Regions from separate parts of the Mus musculus genome. Here region 2 is linked to region 1. The links are chromatin contacts, found by Hi-C or POLR2A ChIA-PET in ENCODE. All regions are on one chromosome and are shown on one strand. The core of a region is the stretch at or near the end of the contact, and the rest is flanking DNA. Distances in the headings are between cores, read along the strand shown. Region 1 holds the start of Srsf10 (serine and arginine-rich splicing factor 10). Region 2 holds the start of Fuca1 (fucosidase, alpha-L- 1, tissue).

Evidence for each region. A loop is a pair of places that touch in the nucleus more often than their neighbours do. ChIA-PET counts read pairs that join two places held with the same protein, here RNA polymerase II (POLR2A).
Region 2: POLR2A ChIA-PET joins it to region 1 with 10 read pairs in embryonic stem cell. The contact joins the promoter of Fuca1 here to the promoter of Srsf10 in region 1. A Hi-C loop is called at or near these places in 1 of 37 maps with a recorded cell type or tissue (regulatory T cell). POLR2A ChIA-PET finds 5 or more read pairs at or near these places in 2 of 5 experiments (both embryonic stem cell).

The regions. Positions count from the first base shown.
Region 1 is chr4:135,854,769-135,857,588 of GRCm38, forward strand. It overlaps Srsf10 (serine and arginine-rich splicing factor 10), which reads left to right and starts at 1,303. Exons shown (of 6, transcript NM_001080387.2): 1 at 1,303-1,523. The coding sequence starts at 1,459.
Region 2 is chr4:135,919,216-135,922,189 of GRCm38, forward strand. It overlaps Fuca1 (fucosidase, alpha-L- 1, tissue), which reads left to right and starts at 1,511. Exons shown (of 8, transcript NM_024243.4): 1 at 1,511-1,935. The coding sequence starts at 1,589. Cnr2 (cannabinoid receptor 2 (macrophage)) reads left to right here. Exons shown (of 2, transcript NM_009924.4): 2 at 1-1,004.

The sequences.
Region 1 (2,820 bases), core at 53-2,552:
CTGGTGGTCAAGGGGTGTTGGACTTCTTGCTTTTCTTCTTGGTCATACTCTCATTCTCTCCGCAGTCCTCATGTTTACCAGAGACTGTGTGATGTATGTGAGGGAAGTGATGTGTGCATCTTCTCACTCATAAGTTTGAACTCCGTAGATATTAACGCATATAAGCCATATTTAAAAACAGGGCGCTGGGCAGTGGTGGCGCACGCCTTTGATCCCAGCACTTGGGAGGCACAGGCAGGTGGATTTCTGAGTTCGAGGCCAGCCTGGTCTACAAAGTGAGTTCCAGGACAGCCAGGGCTGTACAGAGAAACCCTGTCTCGAAAAGCAAGCAAACAAACAAACAAACAAAAAACCACACACACAAAAACAATAATAAAAATCTAAGTGTATTGCCCACTTGTGTATGGGTGCCCTAGGAGGCCAAAGAGGGAACTAGTAACAAAGCACTGAGCCCGCTCCCTCAACGTGGGGAATAGAGGGGAGGAGGCGCTAGAGAGAGGGAGGGGAGGGAGAAGAGAGGAGAAAAAAGGAGAGGGAGAAAAGCAAACCAGCTAGCCAAGGTTTTTTTGTAGCTGGGGAGTCCCATGATGAGGACTGAAAGTTGGAGGGGGACTGGAGCAAGAGGGGGACGATGGGCCGGGGTGAGTGGGCAGTGTCTGTCTTAGGGTGCAGGCAGGTCTGTGGGAAGAAACTTGGCTAGCAAATCCAAGGACCTAGATTGGATCCCCAGAAAACAACAAAGAGACAAACACCACCTCTTCAAGGCTGGAAAAGGGGTTCAGGCACCTTGCATGTGAGCAACAGAGACAAGGACAGCAGGGCCCGGGTCTCACGGGGAGGGAATTGCGTGCCTAGGTGACGCGGATGTGCAGCAAAGGCAGAGAGTTGCACGCACGGCACGCCGAAAGCTCTGCCCCTCCCCCAAACCCCACAAAGAATCTCTAAGTTCCTCTCTCTGGCCAGAGATCTGATAAGAAGCCCAGGCGCAACTCCGAACAGCGGATTCCGGAGCAGCCTCTAGCTGGCTCCGAGGCTCCCGAGCCCGGTCATGGTAGTTTAACCCGAGCGCTCGCCGAGAGGAGGAGGGATGGCGGGCTCGGCCGGGCGGGAAAGGGCGGGAAAGCGCAGCGCTAAAGAAAGAAAGAGGGGGAGGGGAGGAGCCCGCGCCTGGAGCCAATGAACGGCAGCGAGGCCGCGGTGCGCGCGTCAGGCCGGCGGCGCGCGCACGCCCAGAGATCTCGCGGGAAAAAGCCGTTGTCCCCCTCCGCCGGTGCTGCGGGGCGGGAGGTGGGAGGGGGCCTGGAGGCGGGAGCCAAGTCTCGCGAGAAGAGGCAGTTGCCGTAGCGGAGCCCTCTGGGTCTGTGCGAGTGTGGTGTGAGTGGATGTGAGCCGCCGCCGGAGCTGCGGACGGTTTGCCCGAGCCCGTTAGCGCCGCCGGCCCAGAGTCCCGCCGCCACCATGTCCCGATACCTGCGCCCCCCTAACACGTCTCTGTTCGTCAGGAACGTGGCGGACGACACCAGGTGAGCGCACCGGAGCAGCTACTGCGCGGGGGAGGGAGGCCGCGGGCGCCCGGCGAGCGGCGGCCGTGGCGCGGGGGAGGGGCGGGGCGAAGATGGCGGGGCCCGCGCCGGCTCTAGGCCGCGCCGCCGGCCTGCAGGAGCAAGGGCGGACACCGGGCCGAGCGCTGGCGAGCGAGCAGGCGTGAGGGCCGCGTGGCGGGCATTCGGGGGCCCCGTCCTCCCCCGCGTGCTCGGCGGCTGGGCCGAGCCGGCGGGCCGGACGTGTGTGTCCCTCATGGATCCGACGTCCACGTTCCATGAGGTGCACGCCCCCCTCGGCCTGAAAGGGATTTTTGTTGTTGAAAACGGGAAAAGGGTTGCCAGGCGGGGCGGCCCAGGCCAGCACTCGGGGAAGCCGAGGCGGGAGGATCGGCGCGAGTCGGAGGTCAGCTCGGGCTACGAAGTCAGAAGATGGAAAAGATGCGAGTGGGATAACGGGATAGCGGAGGGGAGGGTTTGCAGCTCCATCTCCCCCATCTGTGTGGATGGTGATGAGTGGATTCGAGATTGCTGTGGGGGAGAGGAGTCGTGGAGATTGGGGCGAGTGTAACAATTTTTCGGTTAAATGGAGTGATCCACGTGTTTTCGCGGAAATCTCTTTGAAAACGAGGTGCTGGAGAGACCGCTCCCGTTAGGGACCTTCGTGATTAACTTGGGTGAACGGAGGCGGTACTTTTAATAAAAGTCCGCCTTGTCTCCGGGCGTAGCCCCAGCACTCAGAAGACGGGTCTGGGAGTTCGAGTCTCGCCTGGTAAAGGGCTTTGTTTTCACAGCTTGTCCTTTGCTTTGAATTGCCTTCGGAATTTTTCAGAAGAGATTTTTATCACAGGATTACTCTTCGTGTTCGTACAAAATAAACTCCGAAGAAAAACTGAGGTTTTGGGTTTTTCTTGTTTTGTGGAGTTTTGTATCCTCTTTGTCATTACGCATAAAACAAAAGTGGTTAATTAACGACTTAAAAATTTTTCCATTTTGTCGTTTTAATACTTAAGTATGAAGTATGTAGATACTGTGATGGTTTTATTTCAGATTTTTAATGGCTGACCCTGTTGAACAATTTTAGCGTAAGCGGGGATGTGATGGGAATGCTTAATGCTGGAAATTGGGTTCCAAACCAACTTGACTAGAATGAGACCTGCCTTAAAACAAATATACAATACTTTTCAGAATGCTAGAATATTTGATGATTGTTTTTGCCATTTATTCGTTTTTTTTTAAAGACAGTTTCTTTGTAGCCTTGGCTGACCTGGAACTTGCT
Region 2 (2,974 bases), core at 261-2,760, 65 kb after region 1:
GTGCCTGACAGAGGAGGAGGGAATACAGTTTCCACAGCTGTGAATTCCTGCACCAGCTTTGGTCCACACTTATGTGGTCTTGATCAACCCCCGCCCTTTACCTTGCTTTGGTTTCCTTCTCGGTAAATTGGGAATGGTGGGGAAAACAATGCTCTCCAGGGCCATTAAAACCTCTCATTGCTCTAACATGCTGTGGTTATCTCTGCAACCATGGAGACCTTTGTGCCATATGGACCATGTGACTTCTGGCTCCCATACTTCCTGAAGTTATGGGCACACACCATATACCATTGGGCGTGTGCTGACTGTAGAGGAATTGGGTGACTGGCCATATGAGTTTTAGAGATTTTCCCAGGGCAAGAGGGTTCTCTTGGCTCTCAATTTTTCTGGTCCCTCATGCCTCAGTGGTCCCCTGTGTGTGGGTCAGGCATGCTTGTTTAGCGGTGCCAGACTGAAGCTCCGGCCTTCCGGTGTACCAAGCAAGTGTTGTACTCCTGAGTCAGGTTTTCTTCAGTTAGATGCTAACTAAGCTCTCTGAGAGACCCTCAAAGTTTTTGAGGTGTAGCTCAGTCAGTAGAGTGCTGCATCTGCAAGAGCAAATCTCTGGGTTCAAAGGTCAGTACTACCTAAAACCAGGAATGGCAGTGCCATCCCCTACCTGTAATCCCAGCACTCCTGAGGTACAAGCAGGAAGATCAGGAATGCAAAGTTACTGTAGCTGTAAGTTCGAAGCCAGCCTGAGCTAGTTGAGACCCCCTTACCTCAAAATAAATTTAAGTTACAATTCTAAATTAAATTAAAATGTCTAGGGCTGGAGAGATGGCTTAGTGGTTAAGAGCACAGACTGCTTTTCCAGAGGTCCTGAGTTCAATTCCCAGCAACCACATGGTGGCTCACAACCATCTGTAATGGAATCTGATGCCCTCTTCTGGTATGTTTGAAGAGAGCGATGGTGTACTCATATACATAAAATAAGTAAATAAATCTTTTTTTAAAAAAATGTTTAAGTTCCTCGGAGTTCTTGTTAAGTTCAACGGACAAAAGATAGACTAAAATAACCACGTCTGCCCTTAATCTTTCAGCAGCCATTTCTCTCCCTCCGCATAAAGCTCCTTCTAACCTTGTTATTTCTCAATCTCTTCGGCAACTCTCCAATCTGCTAAACTCCACCTGCTGGCTGGAGGTATAGCACAGAGAACCCGCGGCTCCTAAATAGTCACTAAATAAAACGACCTGGCTTCAGCCTTCCCCTGAAGATTGGTGCAACAACGTGGACTTCTCCCAGTTTTCCCCACACCTTGGGTCTTTCTCACTTGCGGGGAATCCGGCAATTAAATCCTTAGGCGAGTCTACGGAATTTAAATTCAATAGAGCAGAACCAGCAACGCCGCCTTAAGTCTTTCTCCCTTCCAATGCCAGAGGGCGCTCCAGAGCCGCAAGCCTGACCCCACCCCCTCTCCTTCCAAGCCAATCGTTACTCTGAGAGGCGGGGCTACTCGCCGGCGCTTGCGTGTTAAGAGGGGGGCGGTGCGGGCCCGGAAGCAAGGATGTAGGAGCTGAACTTGAGTGGTGGGCTGTGGACTCTGGGATGCTGCTGCTGCTGCTGCTGCTGCTAGTGGCTGCGGCCCAGGCAGTGGCCCTGGCTCCGCGCCGCTTCACTCCGGACTGGCAGAGCTTGGACTCGCGGCCACTGCCGAGCTGGTTCGATGAGGCCAAGTTCGGGGTGTTCGTGCACTGGGGGGTGTTCTCGGTGCCCGCCTGGGGCAGTGAATGGTTCTGGTGGCACTGGCAGGGCGATCGGATGCCGGCCTACCAGCGCTTCATGACAGAAAACTACCCGCCCGGCTTCAGCTACGCCGACTTCGCACCGCAGTTCACAGCGCGCTTCTTCCACCCGGATCAGTGGGCCGAACTCTTTCAGGCTGCCGGGGCCAAGTGAGTGCGGGACGGGCGCGAGGCGGGAGCAGGCAGGCCATAGCCGGCGCTGCCTGACCTCGGAAGGTCCAGGACCCTACGTTCTGCATCTCGGAGGAAGGACGCTAAAGACGAGAATCCAGCTGAGGATCAGTTAAAAAAATAAATAAATAAAATAAAATAAAATAAAATTAAGGCGGGAAAGCACTGGGTGGTACACCTGTGCGGAGAGAGACTAGAATCAGGCTACATCGGTGTCTCGTTTGAAAGGTCCAGAACACAGCCCAGATTCCCGTCGGTGGCCCTGAGTTGTAGATCTGACCAGTCCCCTTAGGCTACGGGTAGCGTCCGTCCGTGGAAGCTTATAAAAAAGCGCCGCCTGACTTCCTTGTAGCCCTGTGCCTCTAAAGGAAGAAGGAAGGATGGAAGTTTGGGGTTGCTCTTTGTTGGGGTCTCCCTCACTTCTCACTTGCTTATAGTAGAACTCAGAGGAGGAAGGGGGTTGTTTGGGCAAAGCCCTGCAGAGGAAGTGCGTTTTGAGAGCCCTCTAAGCCAGAGAAAATATTGGCTGACTTTGGACGCGGGATTTGGCCACTGTGAGGGCAGCCTCCCGCTCCTGGCTTAGTGTAGTCCTCCGCTCTCTTCATTGATTTTCTGCCAAACTCCGACTTTTTATTCCCTCGGGACGTTAGGTTTTCTCCCCCGAAGGGAAAGGCTGTGTATAGCTGGCACTTAGTATTTTCGCCAAGTAAAAGGCCTGAGGGAACAGAAATCTGTCATCTTGCCATCTTGAGAGCCGTAATTTACAAAGTTGAACTCCAGCCTTTTTCCAGACTTCCTGTTTAATGGACGAGGTAACTAGCCCAGAGAGAGGAAGGAGAGGAAGGAGCCTGGTGTCCTAGACTGCAGGTCTATGATCTGGAAGTGAAAGCTCCAGAAAGCTCATGGGACAGGTGTGCCCAGGCTCTGCAAGCCATACCCAGAGGGCGTGGTTATTTGCTTGTTGAGTGGGAAGGGATTTTATATTTCAGAAGGACTTTTTGAAAGGGGAAAGAGATGT